Regions from separate parts of the Homo sapiens genome. Here region 1 is linked to region 2. A link is an interaction called in ENCODE POLR2A ChIA-PET data of the cell type or tissue named here. Cell type or tissue: OCI-LY7. All regions are shown on one strand. Each heading gives the region's core, and the rest is flanking DNA. Links, peaks and the distances in the headings are about the cores only.

The links. ChIA-PET counts read pairs that join two places held together with the same protein. Peaks named below come from ENCODE experiments on the same cell type or tissue, not always from the same donor. Only the 100,000 strongest peaks of a DNase experiment are listed, where the experiment ranks them.
Region 1: POLR2A ChIA-PET joins it to region 2 with 7 read pairs; 2 of 35 experiments call an interaction of 5 or more read pairs at or near these places.

What each region holds. Positions count from the first base shown.
Region 1 is chr4:186,158,918-186,163,917 of GRCh38, reverse strand. It overlaps FAM149A (family with sequence similarity 149 member A), which reads right to left. Exons shown (of 14, transcript NM_001395294.1): 9 at 970-1,073; 10 at 285-494. Among named protein-coding and RNA genes, the nearest start is that of FLJ38576, 30 kb to the left of the region's middle. RefSeq lists an enhancer at 4,936-5,000. In OCI-LY7, for the core only: no CTCF peak of the experiment used is centred there; a DNase peak (open chromatin) is centred at 2,607.
Region 2 is chr4:185,580,934-185,587,284 of GRCh38, reverse strand. It overlaps SORBS2 (sorbin and SH3 domain containing 2), which reads left to right. Exons shown (of 27, transcript NM_001395207.1): 27 at 1-1,762. Among named protein-coding and RNA genes, the nearest start is that of SORBS2-AS1, 3.8 kb to the left of the region's middle. RefSeq lists an enhancer at 1-263. In OCI-LY7, for the core only: no CTCF peak of the experiment used is centred there; no DNase peak of the experiment used is centred there; H3K4me3 peaks cover 550 bases; H3K27ac peaks cover 682 bases.

The DNA of each region.
Region 1 (5,000 bases), core at 1-5,000, 580 kb before region 2:
TTATTTGTTTCACAGATGAGGCCACTGAAATCCACCCAAGGTCCCCCAGCATCAGAGGCTCATTCCGCCTGTGTGACAGGGACATTGCCTGACCTTGTGTCCTAGGATACAGCTAAGTAGACCACTGGAGCAAGCGGAATGTTAAATGCTCAATGAACTCATTAGAAAAGCATCTATGTAAAACTAGGTAGGGATGCTTTGTCCAGGATGATCCATAAACCCTAACTGAGAAGCATCTAGGTCCTCCGTGGCCTTTAGTTTACTATGAAAGAAATGAGACTCACAGTTTTGTTCCCCGAAGAACTTCGTCACTATAGATGTTGGGAGTTTTTAGTCTCTGTGAATCTGAAGCAAGAGAAGGCAGCCTCCAGGGCACTGGTGTTTTCTTTGCAGAAGGTGATAATCCATGAGTGTCTGAGGCCCGTCCCAGTCTGTGCGGTGCGGAGGAGAGAGCACCTGCCCCTCCACCCGATGCTTTGTCCTCCTTCTCATTCCTGGGAAGGAAATCCTGTGAGCTACTCAGCTGCGAGTGCTGTGATAACAGGGAACGCACCTGTCTGTGCTTAGTTGAGCACTGCCTAGAACAGTCTGGCACCTAGAACATACTCCTAAGCACGGGTTGAATGAATGAAAAGACCCATCATTTCTGTTTCTGTTTCAATGAAGAATCATCCACAGGCAGAGGGCTAAGGTTTTCCCTGTCAGTAATCAAACAGTCAAGCCCACAAGATTAAGAATTTCAGGACTACATTCCCCTTTCCCCATCTCTCCCTACCAAATACACGATAGTAACTGTTTTGTGGTTGGTACTAAAGGGTCTGTTTCTGCTCTTCCAGACGTGCTCAGGCACATCTGAAGCACGGGATTAAATGGGACCTTCGTGATCTCATGTCCCCTGCAGTCTTCAGTGCTCCAGTGTTTGCAGCACAGGGAAGAGGCTGGGTAACTACTACTGATTCTGATACGTACTGCGTTCTGTCAGCAAAATAGGCAGGTCTCCGCTGAAGCGGTTTTGCTTGAATTGTCATGACACCATTCATGTCACTATAAAAACTGCTGGAGAAGTGATGAATCTGAGAACAGTAAAAAAAAAAAAAAAAAAAAAAAGAATTACAAATGCCCAGTGCCGTTCCAATGACTGATGCTTGTCCGAAATCAGCAGGAAACACCCGGCACACTCACCAGCTAACTGGAGGAAAAACTAATAAAGGGGATATATTTTATAAAGATGTGGGCTGAGACATTAACAACGAATTGGTTAATTCCCCAAGGCTCCTAACAGTGGGGACATTGAGCACACCTGGCCCAAAGTGGCCAGAAGTGAGAGAGAGGTTCCTGCACCCGGAGAGGGTAGCTGCACGGGGTAGGAACGCCACCAGCCCAGGGTGACCTGGCAGGGAGGCTGCAGGGAAGCAGAGCCGTGCTTCAGTCTCCCCCCATGCTCTGAGATCCCGGAGGTTGGAGGGCAAGGGAGCACTGGTGTGGTCAACGTGTATCAGCCTCTGGTAACTCCAGGGTGAGGAAGGCAGAGAGAGAACTGGGAGAAGCACAGGCCGGGCATCATGGCTCCTCATTGTCCTGCTTGCCTGGGACCTCTCCTCTCCTCCTCTCCACACTTGCCTGGGTTCTCTTCCCAGAAGCGGTGAGATGGCCTGGACCCTCGAAAGCATCAGTCTGAACCCCAGCTCTAACTGCTTCCTGATTTGTAATTCTGGAAAGCTTACTTTGTTCTTGGAGCTTTAATGGCCCCATCTTTATGTTGGGGAAAAATCATACCTACTTCACAGAGCTATTGAGAGAATTAAATGAGATGACAGAAAGCGTGAGCTAAGGGCTAAGTAATTCTTAACTCCCTCTTCAGTCCCACAATATGACCAACTAGGATTTAAAATAATATTTACCTAGATGACAGGCTGACAGGTGCAGCAAACCACCATGGCACATGTATACCTGTGTAACAAACCTGCACATTCTGCACATGTATCCCAGAACTTAAAGTAAATTAAAAATTTTTTCAAATAACCATATTTAGATGTAGGAGAACAGGATTTCTGGGACTGGAATTCTGTTCTAGTTCATGAGCACATGTGGCAACCACAATCATATGTAGAGGAATAACTTAAGAGCTTTCATAATTAGAACTAGAACACCTTGAGTATTTCAAAGCAGGCTCTATTTTTATTCTGTTAACTTTGCTGTCCACTTATTTTTTTTTAACATTTATCCAAACAAAGTAATTATAAAAACAAAACAGCTATTTAAAAAATGCCTCAGCTTCTAGAATGTCCATATTTTTCTGGTCTGTTTATTTTGCCTGATATTTAAAGGCTCATCCACTGCTCTTTGTGTGATATTCATACTGCCTATTTTTTTTAAGTGGGAAATGTTGTATTGAACTTGTCAGAGCAGTTTAAAGAGACCAAAAAAATACAATAAGCAGGTAGCAATTCCAAAAGTTTCTTTAGAACAGAAAAGGCACAGAAGACTTACACTAGAGAGTGAAACAAGCCTCTGAGACGCTCTGTTCTCCCCACTGCTCCCCGAAGCACAGGTTCTGTTCAGGCCTGTGTCCCTTCAGTCTCACAAAGATCGCGGGTTTAGAAGCTCCCACGCCAGGTGCAGTTTTGCTTTTGCTTTGAAGAGCCTCCCTTCCTTTCTCATGTTAACGAATCACACCTGTCATTTAGGGCTTGGTTCATATCTTACCCTACTCTGTGAAAAGTATATTTTTCTTCTGACTCCCAGAGGACTTATGATCCAAAACACATCTCATTATAAAATATATATAATTACAAAACATTACATCTAATTAAAAAATTACACAAAAATCTAATTACAAAGGATTATATAGACTATTAATATATAATTAGCATCTGATTATAACAAAAGGTAACACTTATTGAACGTCCACTCTACACCAGACACTACACAAAATGTTTTATCTCCTTTAATTCTCACAGCTTCCTACCTCATAAATCAGGAAATTGAGGTTTTGAGAAACAGGGACTGATTTACAATCACGGAGTATTAAATGCAGACATCAAGCCCAGAACTAGTAGTCTATATACGCAAGTTTCACTCTGCTATCAGCTAGACTGTCTCCCATGTGGGGAGATGTGTGTGTGTGTGTGTGTGTGGTGTGGTGTGATGTGGTGTGTGTGTGGTGTGGTGTGGTGTGTGTGGGGTGTGGTGAGGTGTGTGTGTGGTGTGTGGTAGTGTGTGTGGTATGTGTGAAGGTGTGTGTGTATGTGTGGGGTGTGTAGGTGTGGGGTGTGTACATGTGTGGTGTGTTGTGGGTTGTGTATGCATGTGGTGTATGTGTGTGGTGTGTGTATGATATGTGGTGTGTGTGGTATGTGTGCATGTGTGGGGTGTGCGTGTGGTGTGTAGTGTGTGTGTATGTGTGTATTTGGTATGTGTTTGTATAGTGTGTGGTGTGTGTGTGGTGTATGGTGTGTGGTGTGTTTGTGTGGGATATATGTTTGGTGTGTGGTGTGTTTATGTGGGGGGTGTGTGCAGTGTGTGTGTGAGTGGTGTGTGTGTATGTGGTATGTATTTTCTGTGTGTGTGGTGTGTTTGTGTGTGGTGTGTGTTTGGTGTGTGGTGTGTTTGTGTGGGGTGTGTGTTTGGTGTGTGGTGTGTTTGTGTCGGGTGTGTGCAGTGTGTGTGTGAGTGGTGTGTGTGGTGAGTGGTGTGTGTGGTGAGTGGTGTGTGTGTAGTGTGTGTATGTGGTATGTGTTTGGTGTGTGGTGTGTGTGCGTGTAGTGTGTGTATGTGGTATGTGTTTGGTGTGTGGTGTGTGTGCGTGGTGTGTGTAGTGTGTATGTGGTATGTGTTTGGTGTGTGGTGTGTGCGTGGTGTATGGTATGTGGTGTGTTTGTGTGGGGTGTGTGTTTGTGTGGGGGGTGTGTGGGGGGATGTGTGCAGTGTGTGTGTGTGGTGTGTTTGGTGTGTGTATGAGTGGTGTGGTGTGTGTCTGTGTGTGGTGTGTGTGTGTGTGTGTTGTTTGACATGGCTGGGCTCCCTCCAACTATACTATAAATTCTGTGTAGCTCAGGACTAGGACTCCTGCCTTACCCGTGTTCTCTGCTCCCCCCACAAGGTGGGCAGTGGAAACAACCTCCTTGGCACCACTACAGGCCTCGCGTGAACAAGTGTATCCTTTCCAGCCTCACCTGCGACCACATCTCTCAATAAAAATGCAATTCAAGAAAAATTTATTACGCGCTCAGTATGTGCTGGACCCTGTAGTAGGAGCTCTTGGGTATTTCTATGATTTTATCCTCACAATAATCCCTTGGACAAGATAATAATCTCATTATAAGCTAAGGACACTAAAGTTCAGAAAAGCTAAACAACATATCCAGAAGAATACTCCTCTCAGGCCTCTCGATTCCTAATCCCCTGTTCTTGCCACTATGCTGCAGTTGCCAGTTTCTTATCCCCTAAACTCAGCCCAGTCACAGTCCCCAAACAGGCCCCATCTTTTACTCATCCACGCCTTTGCTTGGCCTGAAATGGCCCACCCAGAGTTCTCTCCCACAAGAGCCTTGCTCATTCCTGCTCAAATTTTACCTTCAATGTAAAAGACCAATCCCCCTCCTGTAATCAGAACAAATCACTCTCTCTTTGATTCTTCTACAAGGTTTTTTTTGTTTTTGTTTTTTTTTGCGCGACCCTCACAGAATGTATTGCACCTGACCCTGTGTCACGGCTTTTGTATCACTAGGATTCACCTCTGTATCTCCTCAAAACGCCTCAACTACAACCAATAAATGCTGAGTAAGCCCAATGTATACTCATTGGTTCTTTTATCACTTTGGTGGAAAGAAAGGAGAACATTTATAATTTTCAAACTAGCTCGAAATATTAGGGGAAAGCATTTTTTTAATCTCCCAAAATGTAGAAAACAGCTTCACATCTCAGAGCAGTGCCATGTGGTAATTCTGTTAAACTTCATGAAATAATCACATTGCAAACAGACCCGAATATCATTGTTT
Region 2 (6,351 bases), core at 1-5,000:
AGCCTCGTGGCTCCATTTCAACATCTCCCCCCAGGCGATGTTCTCCCCCAAGACGACCAGAAAATTGTTTATTGGGGAATGCTGTGGTTTGCATTTTCATATTCTTCGCTTGGCAGTGTGTATTCTTTTCACAAGTTTGCCTAGTGTCTTGGTTTACACAATATGACAACTGTAACTGTACTTTAGCTATTGTTTGCCTGCACATACATGTTGTAATATGCACAGTGATTACAACCTTTAAAGCAAGAGGAGGCGAGTTAATTTGGATGAGTGTGATTTTGCTGATTGAATGTGAGTTTTCAAATAGGAGTCTTTTTCTGCAATTTGTTTGCATTTTTTAGAAGTGCAAACAGTAAGTAAATAAAAGCCTTCGGTAATAATCATGACAATACAAGAGGCTGAGCTAGGCTACAGGGGAAAACTATTGTGTTGTAAAGTTGCATCGCTATTTTATATTAAAATGTAATGATCAGCATCATGAACAATGAGCTCTTAGTGTTTTATTTATCTGAAAAAATGTAAGTAAAAGCAGTGTTAGTGAGAGGTGCAAAGAATTATTCTAACAGACACCTGAAAGTATCTGTAAGCAATACTAGTAGGTAAGATTTCACTGTGTGTACACATACACATTTGAGATTGTATGAGAACATATAATCCATATGATATGTTGTACATTTTATGGAAATGTAATAGAATCTCACACATTATTTTATAGAAATAGAGTACAGAAGCATCACAAGTATTAAAGTTGGTTTTAGCAAGGATTAGGATTACTACAATTATTTTTACTATAATAATTATTTTTCTTCTATGGAACTCAGAATCCTGGCTACATTTGAGGACAGGAATATGTTGAGCCTGATTTTCCTGGTGTGTGTAAAATATTTCCTAGGAATAAATTAGGCACTTTTTAGAAGCAATGTTAAATCATTCAGGTTTTATTTTCTGCCCTGAAGCAGAAATTTAAAAAATGATATTGGGACCTGGAAGGTTTAATATGGTTCACAGTGCCTGAATTACACCTGCTCCGAAAACTAGCTTTGTATTTCTTATGACTTTGCATAAGAACTGTTCATCTTTGGATCTTGAGCACCTTACAGATAAAACTTTTTATGGCATCTCTTTCATGGACAGTGATATTGATCTTTTCACAATGTACGTAGCCTCTAGAATTTTGTACATATGTTTGCTCTTTTTTTGTACAGACTAGTTGTTGAGAAAACAGGGGCGTTTCCTAATTTGGTCTTTATCCTGCGACAACACTTTCAGCAGACTAGCCTCTCCTTATCTCACAGATCACAAGCACCCCTAGATAGTGTGATTCTGTCAGATAGCATTTATGCAAAAATCTATGAAGTTAAAAGATCGTAGAAGCCAAATGAAATGTACATATCTACTGACTGATGACAAGGGAATTTCATTAGGAAGAAGGTAAAGAAACATCGTTGAGTAGCCTACCTTGATTTCTGTCAAGTTCATAACCAGCTTCATATTTTAAAGGCTTCAGGTTTGAAATTAAGTCAACTGCATGCAGCTTTGCTGATAAATGAATAATTCTCTTTGATGCCATTTATGAGAAAAGACTTCAATATCTGTTGCCTGTCATATTTAAGAAAAATTACTGTTTCTACTCTCTGTATCTGATTTTAAAAGAAAAAACTATTCATACCTGGCTTCCAGGTAATTGACTTTGAATTCTTACAAGCAAAGGTCATTGTGTTTTTCTTGAATAGACATCTAATAAATTTTGCTTGGAAGTATACTTCAGTTTTTCTTCTTGACATTTATCTTTATAAAAATTGTGTATTTTATTCCAACTTGTTAAACTAAGAGAAAATGCATTTTGTTGTGTGTTCTTTTAACACAAACATGGAGAAAAGCTGTGTCAGCATCAGCTCAGAGAAGAAATATTTTTAAACCCACCACCAAAGCTCATTTGCTAAACGTTCTTTGGCTAAAAATTGCCCTTCAGTTAAAACAATACATTGTAAAATATTTCTGCCTCAAAACAGCTAGTTTTCCAAGGAGGGGTTAGTTACAAGGAGTTGTAAGCACTTTCCCAGTTCAACACTCTGAAATTTTAAAATCTTTGCCCTAAGCAGCTTCAGCACCATTGGCTCGGCAGCTTCTGCAAATGTCCACAGGCTTTCAGTGAATTTCAAATGATGGGTGGCGGTGGGGTCCCCGCTTTCTGCCACACAAATGGGAAAGAGCCAGCTTGCCTGCTTGGATCTTTTCTCATATACCTTAGTCCCTTCTTGCTCTATGTGTTTTGACCCTTTTCCATATCTATCTCTTAAATATTCAGAAATACGGACATTCCTCTTTTGCCAACTCGGTTATCAAAGATGTCTTGTCACGTTGCTTCCCCTTAACACCCACTCTGGTGCCTTCTATGCCATAGGATAATTCCCACTCTATATTAGCATTCTGCTAAAATGTAATCCCTTTGGGTGAAGAATATACCCCATAATAGTCTTTTGGTCTTGTTTTCATCTGAGTGTGTAAGGGTCATATAACTAGATCCATCTGACCTGTCCATCCAGGTGGGTGGAAGGGCGGAAGGAAGGGACCCTCTGATACTTACATGCCAGATCTTCATCCCTCCTTTAGCTGCATCATCACTAAAGACAAGCAAGTCCTTTTCTTACTTGATTCGATGCAGAAATAACCTATTTGAGTAACTTTTCACAATCATCCACTGCCTGATCTCTCATAGTAGGTGGTTGGTTTGTGTGGCCTGATCATTTCTTCCTGCTGTTTTCCAGATTTTAGCCACAAAGAAAGATATTATTTAAAGAATTATCTGATCACGGCCGGGTGCAGTGGCTTATGCCTGTAATCCCAGCACTTTGGGAGGCCGAGGCGGGCAGATCACCTGAGGTGGGGAGTTCGAGGCCAGCCTAACTAATATGGTGAAACCTGGTCTCTACTAAAAATACGAAAATTAGCTGGGCATGGTGGCGCGCGCCTGTAATGCCAGATACTCAGGAGGCCGAGGCAGGAGAATCGCTTGAACCCAGGAAGCAGAGGTTGCAGTGAGCTGAGATCACGTCATTGCACTCCAGCCTGGGCAACAGAGAGAGACCCTGTCTCAAAAAAAAAAAAAAAAAAAAAAAAGCCACACACAATTATTTGATCAAATAAGACTAAGTATCCTGTCAGCTTCCAGTGCCTGTTTATTTAATTAATTATTTCATCCCCCTCTGCAGATGGTAGCTCTCTAACAGTTCATTCATCACTTATGATTTCAGATTATTTACTCACCATTAATGATTACAGTTAGAATACAAGCAGAGATTGGTGCTATTAATAAGCTGTCCATAGCAGAGATTTCCAAACTGTGGCCTGTGGACAAAATTCAGCTCACGGCCTGCTCCTGCATGGCCTGCAAATTAAGAATGGTTTGTACAGATGAACACTGGCAATCCCCTTGATAAGAGGGAACTCTAACTTTGAACCTCAGTTAAGTAAAACGCTATCTCCCCAGAAAAGGGTTCTTTTCTTTTCATTAGTAGATCTATGTTAGAAAAAAAACTGTGCTCTATTTGTATTATTATATTCCTAAATCAGTAACAATTGGTGGAAATGTGTTTTCTCTTTATTATGTAAGAAAGAACGTACATAATATCCTTAATTTTGCCTCCTAGCTCACAAAACCTAGAGCATTTACTCTCTGTTTCTTTAGAGGAAACGTTTGTGAACGCTTGCCTGTGCCGATTGGTAGCAACACACCTGGAAACTGGAAACTGACCCGAGGGAAAGAAATAGCGAACACCTGCTGTACACCAGGCTGTTCCTCACATGCGTTCCTTATCTTTATGCTCACAAGAAATCTGACAGGAAGTCTGCTTTGTGCCCATTTTAGAGATGAGGGAGCTGAGGCTCTGGGAAGTTAAATAACTTATCCAGACATGTAAGGTATTATACATAATATTTGATTGAAATCGGATTGAGAATCTCACGTGTCTATCTCCCAAGCCTGTCATCTTTCTTCCAAACCATGTAAGCTTGGTGCTAAACACATTGTGGATGAAGCTGTGCACTCAGGGTTGAGCAGCTGCACCCATCCACCTCCTTCCCTCTCCACCATTCTCACAAGCAGGGCTGACATGAACAGACACCCCCTCATAGCAGCATCTTACTGTGCACAGGATGAAGAGAAAGAGGTGTACCCATCAGCACAAATTGTTTCCCTGAAGAAAGCTGAGTTTGGTTTCTAAAAGGACACTAACCAGTGAGAATATACTTTCAATGACTGACATGTTTTGACTGAGCACAAGCCTGTCTGTGAGTTGAATCAATGGGAGACAGGCGAGCCCAGCGTGCTCTAGGAATGCTGCGTGCTTGCCGGACAGCTCTTAAGCATACAAAGCCCCAAGATACACCAGCCATTTTCTGCTGGATGACTCTAAGTGACCTGAGCCTGAGCTCACTGCTAAATTCAGCCCCTCCACAGGTCAGGACAGTTCCATCTGAGCTCATGCACATGCATATAATCTTGACCCAAAAAACGTTCAGTACAAGACAGAAATCTGCCTAGTAAATCTTCACCTGTTCATTTGGGGTTTCTTGTTTCATTCTTTCCCCTAAAATACTATGGGTGACTCAGTTGTCCCTGTGTCTTCCAAAAATAAGTGTCATTTCCAATACAACTCTTGTTACCATTAACAACACCAGGGGGTACGTGCTGAATCTTGCACTGATTTCACAGGGAGCTTGAGAATAATTTTTTCAAGCATTTTTTTTCTTTTTCAATTCCACAAGCAATAGATGCTTATTGTAGGAAAAATTAAAAAGCTATAAAGGAACAAAAAGAAGAAACAGGTTCACTAAGAGTTCCATGTAGGGTATGGATTTGAGTGTGGAACATATTCTCCTGAGTGTTTCTCTATACATGTGGATTTGTTGGGGGCAGTGGGCAGTGTAGGGAAAAATGGGATCACACTGAACATACTGGGTAGTTTTTTGTTTTTTTTTTTCAGCGTCTCACTCTGTCACCCAGGCTGGAGTGCAGGGGTGCGATTTCGGCTCACTGCAACCTCCGACTCCAAGGTTCAAGCGATTCTCCTGCCTCAACCTCCCAAGTAGCTGGGATTACAGGTAAAAGCCACTGCGCCCAGCTAATTTCTGTATTGCTAGTAGAGACAGGGTTTCTCCATGTTGGCCAGGCTGCTCTTGAACTCCTGACGTCAGGTGATCCAACCGCCTTGGCCTCCCAAAGTGCTGGGATTGCAGGCATGAGCCACTGCGCCTGGCCTGAACATACTGTTTTATAATCTGCACTTACCTTTGAGCAGGACTCTGAAATAAAGTGAATAAATCATGTTTTCAAGTCAATTTGACATTAGCGAGGTCTATGAAAAAAAGGAGAAAAAGTCTAAGTCAATCCTCAGGATTCATGAAAATACAATGAACTCAAAACCTCAAAGCAAGAATTACAAAATTACCACCAGGTTAGAAAATCTATTGTAATCTGAGGAATTGGTAGAGGAAGGAAAGGCGAAATGAAGAGAGAAAAGAAAATAATACTTATAATCTTCCTACTATAGGCCATCACAGGTTTTAAAAGCACCTGTACAGTGAAGGGATGGCTAAAGGAAGAGAGAGATTAAACTGAGAAATGAATGTGTGGATTGCAGTTGGATGTAACATCCAAACCATCCTGGAGGTTTGTTTCAATTTTTTGAATCAAAATTGATGGAACAGATCATTTACTTTGAAATTAGACATAGTTCAAAAAAGTTAGATTGAACATATTTTTATAATGTACTAGCGCAGGGCTTCTTCCCTGTGGGTGACTTTGTCACTCCTCCAGGGGACATTTGGCAATATACAAGCACTTCTCAGGGGTGCTACTGGTATCTAGTGCATAGAGACCAGAGACACTGCTGGACCCACAATACACAGGCCAGCCCTCACAACTAAGAATTATCCAGCCCAAATTGCCTATAGTGTTGAGGTCAGAAGCCCTGCCCTAGGGTAACTCATACTACTTAGGAGAATCATCTTGTAAATCATTGTAAAGGATTTTTTTTTTAATCCGGAATTAAAAGGCTGAGAGTCACAGTCCTAATGGTCTCATCTTCTGCCCTATGACTGTCAGATCTAGGCCCTTTGTAGAAAGCAGTTTCTCCTCCCAAACTCTGGAGATAAAGCCAGAATGCACCTAGGAAGGAGTCAAACAATCCCTGAGGTGGACTGAAGCACAAGGTAGACGAGTGCCTAGAGATAAACAAGGATCTCTGTAGAATGTCTCTGGGCAAAGCAGTCATTGTAAAAATATCTCTACTGAGGCTCAGATCAGCCCAGAGCAGGGAGGCCATTCCCTCCCGGATGATCTCAGAGGCG